2 separate regions of the Homo sapiens genome follow, and region 1 is linked to region 2. A link is an interaction called in ENCODE POLR2A ChIA-PET data of the cell type or tissue named here. Cell type or tissue: HepG2. All regions are shown on one strand. Links, peaks and the distances in the headings refer to the core of each region. The heading gives the core; the rest is flanking DNA.

Region 1 (2,914 bases), core at 89-2,588, 140 kb after region 2:
GCTCGTCATGAAGGGGGTCAGGAGGGGGCCCTGAAGCCACGCTGTCTCCCACCTGGATGGTCCCATGAGCAGCTGGAGTCCCTAAATCCAGCATCCTAGTGGTCTCCAGGCTCTGCAGCCATTTGTCTTTGGTCCAAGTTAGAAATGAGTTTGAGATACTACAGCACTGGTAGCAGAACTCTTATTTTTTAATTTTTATTTTTTGTTTTGAGACAGGGTCTCACTCTGCAGTGGTGCAATCATAGCTCACTGTAGCCTGGAACTCCTGGACTCAAGTGATCCTCCTGCTTCAGCCTCCCAAGTAGCTGGGACTACAGGTGTGCACCACCACACCTGGCTAATAGTGGACTTAAAAGCACTAGTATTTGCATCTCCTCTTAGCCCATCCGCCCCACTATCTCTACCCTTCTCTGGGCAATAAGCTTGGAGGGATCCCGTGTGGTGGCCCTGGGCTCCGGCCCTGGCTCAGTCACGGCAGCTGTGCAGGCAGGCCTAGCTCACGGGTCCAAATGGCGGCCCATGTGCCATATGTCTGAGTATTTAAACACTATAAATCAAGCAAACAAACTGTTCAATAAAATATGTTCCATGCTCCTACTTTGACATATATGACCCATGAGGCTGGATTTGAGTTCAGGATTCTAGGGCTCTGCACGGTTCTACTCCAGAGTGTGGCAGTCTAAGAAGAGTTCACCCTGGCCATGGCCTGGCCTCTTACCTGTCCCACAACAATTCTGTCTGGCATTGCAGGGGGTCTTGTGTGCATGCACACAGATACTCAGCCTGAAATCCAAGTCCCATCCACATGTCCACGAAGAGCTACCACTTGATAGCTCCTGCACCTACCTGCTCTAGTCTCAGGTCACTTTTGGGGGGACACACCTAGAAACAAGACCAACATGGGTCCTGGGAGGAGGCTCCTAACCATTTGGGCAGAAAATCCAGGGTTGGGCTGGGCATGGTGGCTCCTGACTATAATCCCAGAACTTTGTGAGGCCAAGGCGGGAGGACTACTTTAGCCCAGGAGTTCCAGACCAGCCTGGGCAACATAACGGGACATTATCTCTATAAAAAAATTTTTTTTAAATTAGCTGGGCATGGTGGCATGTGCCTGTGGTCCCAGCTACTCAGGAGGTTGAAGTGGGAGGATCACTTGAGCCCAGGAGGTCAAGGCTGAAGTGAGCTATGATCACACCACTGCACTCCAGCGCACGCAACAGAACAAGACTGTATCTTAAAAAAAAAAAAAAAAAAATTCCAGGGCCCCAGGTACATGAAATATGGCCCAGAAGGTCTCAGGCCCTGAGTAGACATGATCCCACAGCAACCAGACTCCTCAGTCTGTGGGGAGGGGCAAGGCCAGAGGAGGGCCAGAGAAGGGCCCTCTACAGTACTGGGTGCGGGGTAGGGCCCCCTACTTGTGAGGGTCTAGGGCTGTATTGGTATGACCTTGGGATGCTCTCAGTGTGTGAGTCTGCTCAGGCTGCCGTCACAAACATCACGGACTGGGTGGCTTAAACAGAAATGTATTCTCATCTGGAGGCTGGAAGTTCAAGATCAAGTTGTCAGCAGGGCTGGTTTATCCTACACCTTTGGCTTGCCTTCTTACTGTCTTCATGGCCTTTTCTCTGTGCATATGAACTTCTGCTCTTTTCCTCTTCTTCTAAGGACACTAATCATATCAGATTAGGGCCCCACCCTTATGATCTATGACTCATTTAACCTTAATTACTTCTTTAAAGACCCTACCTCTAAATATAGCCACATTTGGGGGTGAGGGCTCCAGCATACATATTCTGGGGGAGACACAATTCATTCCATAGCACTCAACCTCTCTAAGCCTCAATTGCCTCATCTGTAAAAAGGAGATGATAATAAGGCTTGCTCCATGAAGATGGTGTAAAGATTAATTGGAATAAAGCAACTAAAATGCCCAGCCCAGTGTCTGAAACATAGTAAGTTAAGTAAGCACTGCTGTGTAACAAATGACTCCAAGGCTTAGTGATCCAAGACAACCCCCATTCTACTATCTCTCACAATTTTATGGATTGGGAATCTGGGCAGGGCTGGGTTGGGCAACTGTTCTGCTCCTCATGGCTCTAGGACAGTCCCTTTGTGTCTAGAAGGTAAGTTGGCTGGTTTGAAGGAGCTTCACTTACATGTCTGGTGCATTGGTGGGGACAGCTGGAAGGCTGATCTTAGCTGGGATATTGATCAGAGTACCCACACGTGGCCTCTTCAGGATGACCAGCCCAGGGTAGTCAAACTTCTTACAAAGGTCAAAGCTCCCAGAGCAGGAGTCCCAGCAGTGGAAGTGGAAGCTGCCAGACACAGACACCTAAGGCCTGGCCCAGAAACTAGTATGGCAGCACTTCCACCATTTTCTACTGGCCAAGTGCCCACAGAGCCTCTCCAAATTCAGCAAGAAGGGACACAGACCCCACATCCCAACAAGAAGAGTAGCAAAGAATGTGTGGCCATCTTTAACCTACCACAGCATCCAGGAAGTATTAACTATTGTCATTTTTCAAACATGGAAGGTAAAAAATGGGAGGCCACAAGAGTGGTGGGGTCCTTGGTGGTCTTTGACACCCGGAATAGAAAAGGGTGAGTTTTTGGTACTTTTAATGTTCAGAGCCTCTCCCCTCTCTCATGACTCCACTACCTTACCCATCTCACGTCCAGTTTCAGGGACCCTTGCATCACACGAGTTAAACTTCAGCTTAAAGTTCCTGTTGAGTGCGGTGCCTGTCAAGAGCTGTTGGTGGGAGACACATGGGCTTTCAGAGATGCCCCGCCCTCCCTCATGAAGCTCGCATCCAGCCCAGGGAATAGGAAGATAAGCAGTGCTGTGCTGGTAGCCAGCTTTCTGGGGGATGGGAGGACCCCGACTTGTAACATTTGCTGATTTCCC
Region 2 (2,914 bases), core at 343-2,842:
GTGGGAGAGCGTCAGAGGCTGACACTCCACACAGGGTAGCCAACAGGCCTGAAGGAGATGAGGGAGCCAGCCATGTGCCATCTAAGGAAAAGCTCTTAGGGATATGCCAAAGTAGACGCAAAGGCCCGGAGGCAGAAGCATGCCTGAGGAACAGAGGCCACCGTGGCTGCAGCAGAGGACAGGGAGATGGTAGGAGTGAAGCTAGAGCGAAAGTGCCCTGAGAGGCCACTGGAGACCTTGACCAAGGAGGGTCTTGAACAGAGGAGTGACATGGTCTGCTCTGGCAACAGACTAGAAGGCAGGGGGTATAGGCAAAGGCAGGGAGCCCACCAGAGGCTAGAGAAATAACCCGGGGCAGAGGTGAGAGCAGGCTGGGCATGCTGGCTCACGCCTACAATCCTGGCACTTTGGGTGGCCAAGGCAGGAGGACTCCTTTAGCCCAGGAGTTCAAGACTAGCCTGGGCAACGTGGCAAGACACCATTTCTACAAAAAAACCTAAAAATTCACTGGGTGTGGTAGCATGCACTTGTGGTACCAGCTACCCAGGAGGCTGAGGCAGGAGGATTAACTGAGCCTGCAATGTTGTAACTGCAGTGAGCAGTGATTGCGCCACTGTACTCCAGCCTGGGTGATAGAACAAGACCCTCTCAGAAATAAAAAATCAAAAGGTAAGAGCTGTTTGGACCAGGGAGAAGGCAGAAGTGGTGAGAATGGTCACACTGGCTCTGTCTGGAAGGTAGAGCTGATGGGACCTGCTGCGTACAGGGTACAGGTATGAGACGGCGAGGAGTTAAGGATAAACCGAGGTTTGTGGCCTGAAAGGTGGAGCTAGCTGGCCTAGTTTCATTTTATAGGAGGGAGAAAACTGAAGCCCAGGGAGGAGAAGTCATGTCCAAAGTCACTCACTCACTCCAGGGATCAGAACACCCAACCAGTGCTTCTCCCACTGCTCCACACAGCAGCTCCGTGGGACAAGCTGATGACTAGTCCGGTCACACCGGACAGCCCCCAGCACCCTGAGGGACTGCCAATACCCAAGCACATAACATATATTGGGGTAGGATGCTGGGCACTGAGAGCACAGGCCCAGCTTAGAGAGGACAAACACAGTCCACGGCTGCCACACAAGAAAGTCAACCTAGTGTAGCCAGAAATTCCCATTTTCCCCCAGAGAACCCAAAAATCTAGATTTTGTTTTTGTTTTTTATTATGAGACAGAGTCTCACTCTGTCGCCTAGGCTGGAGTGTAGTATGATCTTGGCTCACTGCAACCTCCACCTTCCAGGTTCAAATGATTCTCCTGCTTCAGCCACCTGAGTAGCCAGGACTACAGGCACATGCCACCATGCCTGGCTAGTTTTTGCATTCTTTATAGAGATGGGGTTTTGCCATGTTGCCCAGGCTGGTCTCAAACTCCTGGGCTCAAGCGATCCACCCGCCTTGGCCTCCCAAAGTGCTGGGATTACAGGGATTAGCCACTGTGCCCAGCCCAAAAAATCTAGATTTTAGTGAAAAAAAAAAAAAAAATTCCACTTTTAAAAGGTGACTCAATTGCTTAATAACATGAGGTCAGTGAAACAAATTCCATGTGAAGGCCAAGTTCAGCTCACACAGGGCACCAGTTTGGAATTCCTCTCAAGACAGCCTAACAGACCTTGTTTGCTTATACCCTAACAGACCTTGTTTGCTTATACCTTGCCCAGGATAGAGAATTAAAGATTTGAATTCAAGATGGTCTTTTATTCCAACTTTTGAGTCAGCAGATGATATTCATTATCACTATAAATAGTCTGTAACTTCCAGTAGTCTTAGTGGGCCTCCTTTCTGACCAGAAAGAGATCAAGTAGCTGTCCATCATTCAGCTTCTTCCTTTAAAGTTAAACTTTGGTTTTATATTATTCTTTACAGAGTACTAATACTAAGATGAGCCCACAAGTACAACCAAGAATTCAAAAATTATTCCCCAGTACTGCCCAATGATCCTTTCGAAGTTATATGGAGGCCGGGCACGGTGGCTCATGCCTATAATCCTAGCACTTTGGGAGGCCGAGGAGGGCAGATCACCTGAGGTCAGGACTTCTAGACCAGCCTGACTAACATGGTGAAACCCCGTCTCTACTAAAAATACAAAATTAGCCGGGTGTGGTGGCGCATGCCTGTAATCCCAGCTACTTGGGAGGCTGAGGCAGAAGAATCACTTGAACCCGGGAGGTAGAAGTTGCAGTAAACCAAGATCACGCCATTGGACTCCAGCCTGGGCAACAAGAGCGAAACTTTGTCTCAAAAAAAAAGAGAAAAAAGAAAAAGAAAAAAAAGTTATATGGAGAATAACAGAGCTGTGTAAATAGTCACTGGTGTAGGAAGCAATTTATGCCACCCAAGAACACTGGAACTCCAATACTTTGGAACTGAAAAGGTTTCGGGACTGGGCAGGTATTCTAGTCTTGCCAAAAAAATCTAAGTTAGAAATCACAAAATGTTCTTGATAAGTTAAAGTTGCTGCCCATTGTTGACAGGTGGAAGACACATGTTACTGAATGCACATAAAGGACACACACGTCTGGTTTTGGGGGTGTCTGGTTGTCTGCTTCAGGAGACTCGGCCAGAATTTGTCTGCCTAAGAAAAGTCTCCTAGGAGGCCCCTGAACTAATTTTCTATATGCTAAGTGAGAGTGCCTCCTTGCCTAGGCACTGTCACTTAAAATTAAATATTTACCTTCCCTTACAAGCCATCACTTTCTACCTAATATCAATTTATTTTCTGTCTTTGTTACAAGTCACCATTTTGATGCTGAGGGCATTGGGTAAAAAATCTCTCCAGGAAAGGGCCACTATCTGTGTGGCCCCCCTCCCACTCCTTTTTCTTGGAATGCAGTTTACAATGCACACAAAGAGGCGGGACTAATGCTTTCT

The links. Peaks named below come from ENCODE experiments on the same cell type or tissue, not always from the same donor. Only the 100,000 strongest peaks of a DNase experiment are listed, where the experiment ranks them.
Region 1: POLR2A ChIA-PET joins it to region 2 with 5 read pairs; 8 of 35 experiments call an interaction of 5 or more read pairs at or near these places.

What each region holds. Positions count from the first base shown.
Region 1 is chr20:17,817,910-17,820,823 of GRCh38, forward strand. The region is part of intron 2 of LOC107985440 (a long non-coding RNA gene); the gene reads right to left. Among named protein-coding and RNA genes, the nearest start is that of BANF2, 120 kb to the left of the region's middle. In HepG2, for the core only: no CTCF peak of the experiment used is centred there; no DNase peak of the experiment used is centred there; H3K27me3 peaks cover 10 bases.
Region 2 is chr20:17,675,557-17,678,470 of GRCh38, forward strand. The region is part of intron 2 of RRBP1 (ribosome binding protein 1); the gene reads right to left. Among named protein-coding and RNA genes, the nearest start is that of RRBP1, 5.2 kb to the right of the region's middle. In HepG2, for the core only: no CTCF peak of the experiment used is centred there; a DNase peak (open chromatin) is centred at 1,615.